2 separate regions of the Homo sapiens genome follow, and region 2 is linked to region 1. Evidence: chromatin contacts called from ENCODE Hi-C or POLR2A ChIA-PET data. All regions are on one chromosome and are shown on one strand. Each heading gives the region's core, a stretch centred on a gene start or an enhancer-like site at or near the end of the contact. The rest is flanking DNA. Distances are from core to core; before and after follow the strand shown.

Region 1 (4,109 bases), core at 265-2,764:
GCTTCTCGGGACCTCAGTTTCCCCAATCCTAAAACAAGAGACTTGGGGTCAGGCACCAGGAACACTTTAAGTTTGGGCCTTGGGCCTTCCCAAGTGGAGACGCTGCCTAGGGGTCAAAACGTGTGAAGGGAGAGGGGTGTGGGAAGCCGGGGTAACCAGAGGACTGAGCCTGCTCCAGCAGATACACACAGGGGTTACCACACCAACGTGTGGCCCTTGAGGGCTCCCTGGCTTAGCACAGCCCCTCACCCCTCTAGCCCTGCCCCCTGCCCCTCAGGCCCCTAGCGCCCCTGGGCCCAACACTGGGTCCCATGCCTCCCCCACCCCCATCCCCAGGCCCCGCTCTTGCTTCCCGCAAGTCCTGCCCCACGCCCCTGGGAGCCTCTGCTTCAGTGAGGATGGGTCCTTCTCCACAGTGACAGAGGGGATGGAGATGTGGCAGGAGTTCCTTGGAAGGTGCCATAGGGCATCACTTCATGCCAGCTGTGGCTTGGTCCCTTGCGTAGGGGAGTAGGGGGGAGGGGCTGCCTTTGGATCCATTGCCAGCGAGCTTAACTCCTCCAGAATGGCATGTCTCCCCACCCCTTGCAGTGTCCCCAGGACACCTGGGTGGGCAGCCACCATCCCTCCTTTGGAAGAACCAGTGTCATCCGAAGGTGGTCAGGAAGTGGGAGGATGATGCCGAGTGGCCAGTACAGACCCTACAGGGCCAGATTCCTGAATTTTATTTTTGTTTGGATCGCTAAGCGTCAGTACTATAAACAGCAGTTAGCCCTGGCTGGATTCTGTCATGTGCCCAGGTTCATGCCCGATTGCATTGAGCCCTCTGCCAGCAGGTGAGGAAACAGGCTCAGCTGAGAAGGCTGCCCAGATTTGCACAGCAGGATTGAAATCCATGTCTGTCTGGTTCCAAAGTCAGGGGTTCATCCACCTTACCACTCGGCCTGACCCGCAGGCTCTTAGGATTGAGGCCCAGAGAAACGAGGTGTTTGCAGTGTCTCAAAATAAGAGACCACTCCCCCCAGTCTCTCTTTCCATCCAGTGCCACACTGTGCCAGGCAGGCCATGCCACCAGAACCCAGGAGTGTCCCCTCCCCACCAAAGTGGCCTTCTGCAACTGCAGGGGGCTCAGCTTGGAACCAGGATGCCAAACCGTGCACAATCCCAGCAGAAGTGTGGTGCCAGCACCTTGCCTGCCTTCTCCCCTCACCCTCAGGATGTCCATGCCTGGGATGCCACATGGGCAGGCCCTTTAGTGCCAGCCTCCCCACGCCATGCACCTCTGGGTCTATGTCCACCCAAAAGTGCCATTCAGGCTGGGGCCGCAACACACTTTCCATCCTGGCCGCCAGGCTCTGATGTCATAAGGGCACAGAGTTCCCAGGTCTGTGTCCCCAGTTCCTAGCAGTCAGATATCTGGCCCAGTCAGATATCTGGGAGATGCCTGCTCTCCGGGCCACTTTCTCTTCTGGTGTTAAGTGACAGACCAGCTCCTTCCTTCACTCTAGCAGCTGCGGGAAGTCCAGGGATGACACAGCACCATGGGGCCATAGGGCCTTCCGGTTGCCACTCCAGGCCAGGCTTCACGTCACTTACAGACTCACTCCCTACTCTGCGGTGTCATATTTGCTCAGAGATTTTGGTTTACAAACTGCCTTCCAGTCCTTTGTCTCAGGGGATTCCCATCATGACTCTGGGAAACACACAGGGCAGGTGTCCTCATCTCCATTTTACAGGTGGGAAAACGGGGGCTGGCCGTGTTTACAGCAGAGTGTGATCAGTCACAGGAGACATGAGGCCAGGATGCAGCTTGCAGACGGCCAGTCTGGGCTCCCTCTGATGTCTGCTGTCCTCTCTCTATCCTGCCTGAGTCACTTTGGGTTGGACTGTCCATGAGTCACGGCCGACTGTGGCTCCTGCACGTTTGCCAAGGGGGTGGGGACCACGTGCTGCAAAGGACCATGGGAGGAAATGCCACAGCTGGTTGTGTTTCCGATTAGCAGTGGGACTGTGGCCAGGGCCCGGCAAGGTGAACTGGACAGTGAGTGGGCTGTGGGGTCAGCAGCTGGACTCCAAACCCTGTTCCCTTCACTCTAGCTGGGGGACTTTGCCTCTTGAAGCCCCTACTTTCTCATCTTTAAAATACAAATCATGATACCCACTGTGTGCGCCATCCCCTCCCCACCCCCACTGCCACCCCCTCCCTCCCCACCGCTGGGCATCTGGTGAGGGGGGATGAGGAGGATGCTGAGGATGCTGGAATTTGCTGAGCTTGAGAGGTGGAGAGGGTTGCAGATGCACACGGGAAAGGGACTGAGAGGCCTGCAGGTGAGGTCTGGGCAGGAGGTCTGCAGGAGCATGGCAGAGGATCAAAGGTGATGGAAGGGGCTGATGGTGGCTGTGAAGGGTGCGATGCATCTCCAGGGTGCATTTAGGAGGCTTGTTTGCATGAGCCGTGGCATAATGGCCCTCCTCTGTCTACCCTGAAAGCCTCCGAAAATCAGTCTTATTCTTCAAAGCATTTGGATTTGCATTTGTTGTTTTTCCTGGATGTGAAAATAATTGATCAATTTTTGGGGGGTGGGGGTGTCTTTTTAATTTTTTTTTTCTTTTTTTGCATCTAAGAAAGCATTTGGGCGGCTCCTGCCTGTAATCCCAATGCTGGCCGGGCATGGTGGCGCGTGCCTGCAATCCTAGCTACTTGGGAGGCTGAGGCAGGAGAATCACTTGAACCTGAGAGGCAGAGGTTGCAGTGAGCTGAGATCATGCCACTGCACTCCAGCCTGGGCAACAGAGTAAGACTCTGTCTCAAAAAAATAAAATAAAATAAAATAAAAAATCCTAAAGCTCCAACATAATCCTTGACTCCACATCCTGGATCCTGGTGCAAGGGGTGGCGTCCCAAGGCCTTGGGCAGTCCTGCTTCTGTGGCTGCTCTATGGGTTGGGGTGGAGTGCCTGCAGCTTCTCCAGGTGTAGGTGCAGCTGCTGGTGGCGCTACCATTCTTGGGTCTGGAGGGTGCAGTCCCCTTCCCACAGCTCCACTAGGCAGTGGAGTTCACTACTGTGAACTGTGTGTGGGCCTCCAACCCCACATTTCCCCTCCATACTGCCCTGGTAGAGGTTCTCTGTGGGGGCTCTGCCCCTGGTAGAGGTTCTCTGTGGGGGCTCTGCCCTGGTAGAGGTTCTCTGTGGGGGCTCTGCCCCTGGCGGAGGTTCTCTGTGGGGGCTCTGCCCCTGGCGGAGGTTCTCTGTGGGGGCTCTGTCCCTGGTGGAGGTTCTCTGTGGGGGCTCTGCCCCTGCAGCAGGCTTCTGCCTGGGCACTCAGGCTTTCTCATACATCCTCTGAAATCTAGGTGGAAGCTGCCACCTTTATTCCTGCATTCTGTGTGCCCACAGGTTTAACACCACATGGAAGCCACCAAGGCTTATGGCTTGTATTCTCCAGAGTGGTGGCCCAAGCTATACCTGGGGCCTTTGAGCTACAGGCGGAGCTGCAGCAGCTGGTATGTGGGGAGCAGTGTCCATAGGCTGAGGAGTGTCCTGGGCCTGGCCCCTCAAACCATTCTTTCCTCCTAGGCCTCTGGGCCTGTCATGGGAGGGGCTGTCTCCAAGATCTCCCAAATGCCTTTGAGGCCTTTGTTCCATTGTCTTGGATATTAGCACTTGGCTCCCTTTTAGTGATGATAATCTCTCTAGCTAATGGTTGCTCCCCAGCCTGCTTGGATTCTTTCCCTGCCACATGGCCAGGCTGCAAATTTTCCAAAATTTCATGCTCTGCTTCCCTTTTAAATATGAGCTCCAACTTTCCTTTGCTCCAATATATGATCATTGGCTGTGACAAGCAGGCAGGCCACCTCTTGAATGCTTTGCTACTTAGAAATTTCTTCTGCCAGTTACCCTAGGTCATTACTCTTAAGGTGTCTTTACAGCAATGCCCTGCTTCTTGGTACCAGTTTTCTGTGTTAGGCTACTTTTGCGGTGTTTATAAAGGAATACCTGAGGACGGGTAATTTATAAAGAAAAGAGGTTGAATTGGCTCATGGTTGTGCAGGATGTACAGGAAGTGTCGTGTTGGTCTCTGCTAGGTTTCTGGTGAGGCCTCAGGGA
Region 2 (3,805 bases), core at 552-3,051, 140 kb after region 1:
TACATAACAAAGATTCTTTAAGTTAAATGCCTTCCTGGACAGCAGCTTCAAAGACGGATGGGACACAGGGCTGCAGGAGGAAAGGTGACTTGCTTAGGAGTGAGGCTGGGGCAAAGCAGCCATCTCCATTTCCTTCCAGGCCGGAGCTGCCCCTGGCCCGTGTTGCCTTCTGTCTCTCATCAGGGCCCCTGGACCGCACTGGACCGCCACCCAGTTACTCTGGGAAACTGATTTGATACACAGATTACTTTGGATTTGCTTAAGGAAATATTAGCTTACCTGGCCTCTTTTGCCACTCCACTGGTTTTAGGAAATTGATAAATTTGGCGTTGTTTTGAACCTATTTTTTAATGCATTTTAATTTCAGAAAAGATTTCCAAAGGATGACACTAGCATCTATCTGCGAGTTTTACCAAGTGGAATTCTGTTATGAGTGTTGGAAGAGAAAGTTAATTACGAACAGGTTGCATACATCTTTATTTAGTTACTGTGATAGGTAATAAAAAGGTTCCAGATTATTGTGAATTCCCAGACTATTTCTACATTAATATAGATGAGACACGCCTGTGGCAACGCGGTAGTTTTTCCTGTCTGCCTGATGCTTTGAGGCCTCTTAGAACTGCGCCTTCTGCGTTCTCGCCATCGCCATTTCAGGCAGAGCTGGGCCCGGTGGGGGTTTGGAGACCTTGGTTTCTCCTTTACATCCACTTGGGCGTTTGACCTGTGGACTGAGCCCGACCAGCCGTCTGACCCGCAGTGGGCAATGCCACCCCTGCACACTGGTGGAGGCAGCAGGAGTGGGGTGGCCTCGGCAGGTTTCCCGCTTGCTTTCCATCCTTTCTTCATTTGATTTTTATGTGCTCACTCTTCTGCTGAAGATGCTGTGTCAAAGCCACATGGAGAGCCACATGGAGTCAGAGTTAAACGTTCATCTGGTCTGTCTTTTCCTCCCTCAGTCAGCTCTCTTGTGGCCTTTTTCTGATTTGCCCAGTTCTGTGTATGATGGGAGGCAGGCGGGATGGATGGAGGGGTGCACAGAGCCCCACCTGCCCAGCCTTGTGGAGGACCGCCTCTCTAATGTTGGAGCCTCTCCTGACAATGGGGATGATGGCAGGGGTTGGGTCTGGTGGATGCTGCCTCGTCTGCTCAATAAATGTGTGACAGGAGCTCCTATGTAAGCGGGCTTTGCTGGCCCTGGTCATGCAGAGGTGGCTCAGACCTGGTTCCTGCCCTGCAGGAGCTTATGCTGCTCATGCTGGGGACAGATGTGTGTCCACACGAGTGTAACTGTATGGGAGAGCAATTAGGCCGCCAGGACACCCTGATGAGAGACCTGGGCCCTTGTCCCTGCTGGCACCTGGGCTCCTGCATGGGGCCAGCTTCAGTCCTTTGGCCCTGCCTGTCTGGATAGAGTAGTGCTGCTTCTGCCTCCTCCTCTTCCTCCTCCTCCTCGGCAGCACTGCTGCTGGCGGGCCTCCTTTGGCACGCATCACAGATGTGTGTGTGTGCCTCAGCTTACTCCATTTGGCTGTTGACTCACAATCTTGATGTTCACCAGTAACGTTTTGAGATACTTGGAGCAGGCATTTTGTAGACAAGGAAACTGAGGCCTGGCCACAGTGTGATAAGTGGCAGAGTGATGATGTCCCAGCCTCCTGGGTGTTAGAGTCCTCTGTGGAGATGTGCAAGGATGGGGCGAAATGAAATGCAATTGCAGCATCTCCCTTGGCATTAAAATGTGCCTGTCTTCCCTCAGTCCATTGGTGCCGTTGTCCTGGATAAACGGGAGCGTGGGCTAGTGTGAGATGTTCACGTGGGATGTCGGGAGCCTGCCTGTGATGCCAGGCCAAGCCCACAACACTCTTGTTTGGTTGCTTCTTGAACCACAAGTGTCCTCCTCTGCAGTGTTGGGGACTTTATTATGACTCTGATGTCAGACGGTGGCCAAGCAGGAACCAGCTGACACTAACAGAGGCTTTCAAAGGCTTCCTTTGAGAAATGTTCTAGATTCCCCCAGGACTTCATAAAGTGGAGAAAAATGTGGCCTCTGTCCAGGAAGAAGCTGTCACAGCTGAAAACTTGTAAACTATTGATGTACTTGAATTGCTGTCTGTGTCAGAGGCTGAAAATCGATGTTTACTAATTGCTATGGCTGATGTTACTAAGCAGCCGAGGCCTGCTCTGTTTCTAATCATGCAGCAACGGCTGCTGGATAGGGACAGTGTCAAGCAAGCCTGTCGCCTAGGCCTGGGCGAGCTGTTCAGAGAGAACAGGCTTTGGATACCTCCTTCAGGGGAGAAGGTGGTAACATGGAGAACGAGAATCCTCAAGGAGAGAGCGGGGTAGAGGCCGGGGAAGGACTTACCTCAGTATTGCTGTTTTAATCATATCGCTCGTAATGATGTTTGTTGTGACGTAACATAAATGTCCGTTTCTCCTGCTTCTCCAGATCCACATAGACATCCCTCGCATGAGCCCTGAAGCGTTGATCCTGCAGCCCAAGGTGACGGAGGTAAGAAGCTCTTGCCGTGGGGAGTTCCCCTCGTTGGGAGTGGCTGATGCCCACTGTGCTAACCAGACAGTGGGCGCAGCCGGAGGTGCTTCACCCAGAAGCAAGGTTGCTGTGGTGAGCTGCCGGTGCATCTAGCCCTTGTGGACACAGTTGCTGACAGGACTTCTATTTGTTCTTTAAATATTTTTACTGTATAATATTGACACACAGCGAAGAATGTATGTAATACATATGTGTGGATGTATGCACTCATGTTCCACCACCAGATTGAGGAAACAGAACCCCCCAGTGCTGCCCAGCTACAAACATGGCCTTGACCTCAGGCCTGACCCAGAGCACCAAGGCCGCTTGTGTATCCCCCACCCCTGTGCAACCCCCTTCCTGGATGACGCTTTCTTGCCTTTTATGTTTACGATTCTTTGTGACTTTCATTCATGGGACAGTAGGGACACAATGTATTCATTTAATTTGGGTCTTTTGGAGCTGCATAACTCTTTGTGTAGTCTGGTCTCTGCCTCTTGTTTTTTTTTCCTTTATTTATTTAGAGACAAGAGTCTTGCTCTGTCGCCCAGGCTGGAGTACAGTGGTATGATCTCGGCTCACTGCCACCTCCACCTCCTGGGTTCGGGTGATTCTTTTGCCTCAGCCTCCCTGGGCTGGGATTACAGGCACCCACCACCACGCCCGGCTAATTTTTGTATTTTCTGTAGAGATAGGGATTTGCCTTGTTGGCCAGGCTGGTCTTGAACTCCTGACCTCAAGTGATCTGCCCGCCTTGGCCTCCCAAAATGCTGGGATTACAGGTGTGAGCCACGGCGCCCGGCGTCTCTCATTGTTTTCTAAGATTCAGCTAATCTGTTGTATCTAGTTACATAATAGTTTGTTATTTAAATATTCCTCACTCTCCTTCGTCTTCTTCCTGTTGGACATTTGGGTTGTTTCTGATGTTTTGCTGTTAGGAAGGGTGTTATCTGGAGCCTTCACGTACATTTATGCAGGTGCTCACAGGCAAGATTTCTCTAAGGCTTTTACAAAGGAGTACAATTATTGCATCATTGGGTGTGGTGTGTGCCTGTTGTACCTTCAAGATAATGTCCACAAGCTTCCCAGACGGCCGCTACCAAATAAACTGTCCTCTGCAGCGTGTGAGTGTTCCCTCCGCACGCCGCACATCCTTGCCAGTTCTTCATGCTGTGGGACTTCCTGTTTTTGTTGCTCTGGTGGATATTCCTGTTGCAGTCCTCACGTTTGTTTCTCTGGTTACTCACGGAGTTAAGCATCTCTTTGTATATT

The links. Hi-C counts contacts between places; a loop is a spot of excess contacts on that map. ChIA-PET counts read pairs that join two places held with the same protein, here RNA polymerase II (POLR2A). Pooled maps may share reads with other maps.
Region 2: a loop to region 1 is called in a map with no recorded cell type, with 4 times the contacts of the local background. The contact joins two enhancer-like sites. A Hi-C loop is called at or near these places in 1 of 37 single-sample maps with no recorded cell type and 2 of 50 pooled maps. POLR2A ChIA-PET finds 5 or more read pairs at or near these places in 6 of 52 experiments (B cell, GM10248, HEK293 and 3 more).

The regions. Positions count from the first base shown.
Region 1 is chr22:46,752,722-46,756,830 of GRCh38, forward strand. No RefSeq gene overlaps it. Among named protein-coding and RNA genes, the nearest start is that of TBC1D22A-DT, 7.8 kb to the right of the region's middle. RefSeq lists a silencer at 1,429-1,605. Within about 2 kb of position 1,515, at least 36 of the 41 ENCODE cell types and tissues checked have a DNase peak (open chromatin) inside an H3K27ac peak, as active enhancers do.
Region 2 is chr22:46,892,335-46,896,139 of GRCh38, forward strand. TBC1D22A (TBC1 domain family member 22A) reads left to right here. Exons shown (of 13, transcript NM_014346.5): 7 at 2,450-2,512. Among named protein-coding and RNA genes, the nearest start is that of TBC1D22A-AS1, 22 kb to the right of the region's middle. Within about 2 kb of position 1,802, at least 5 of the 41 ENCODE cell types and tissues checked have a DNase peak (open chromatin) inside an H3K27ac peak, as active enhancers do.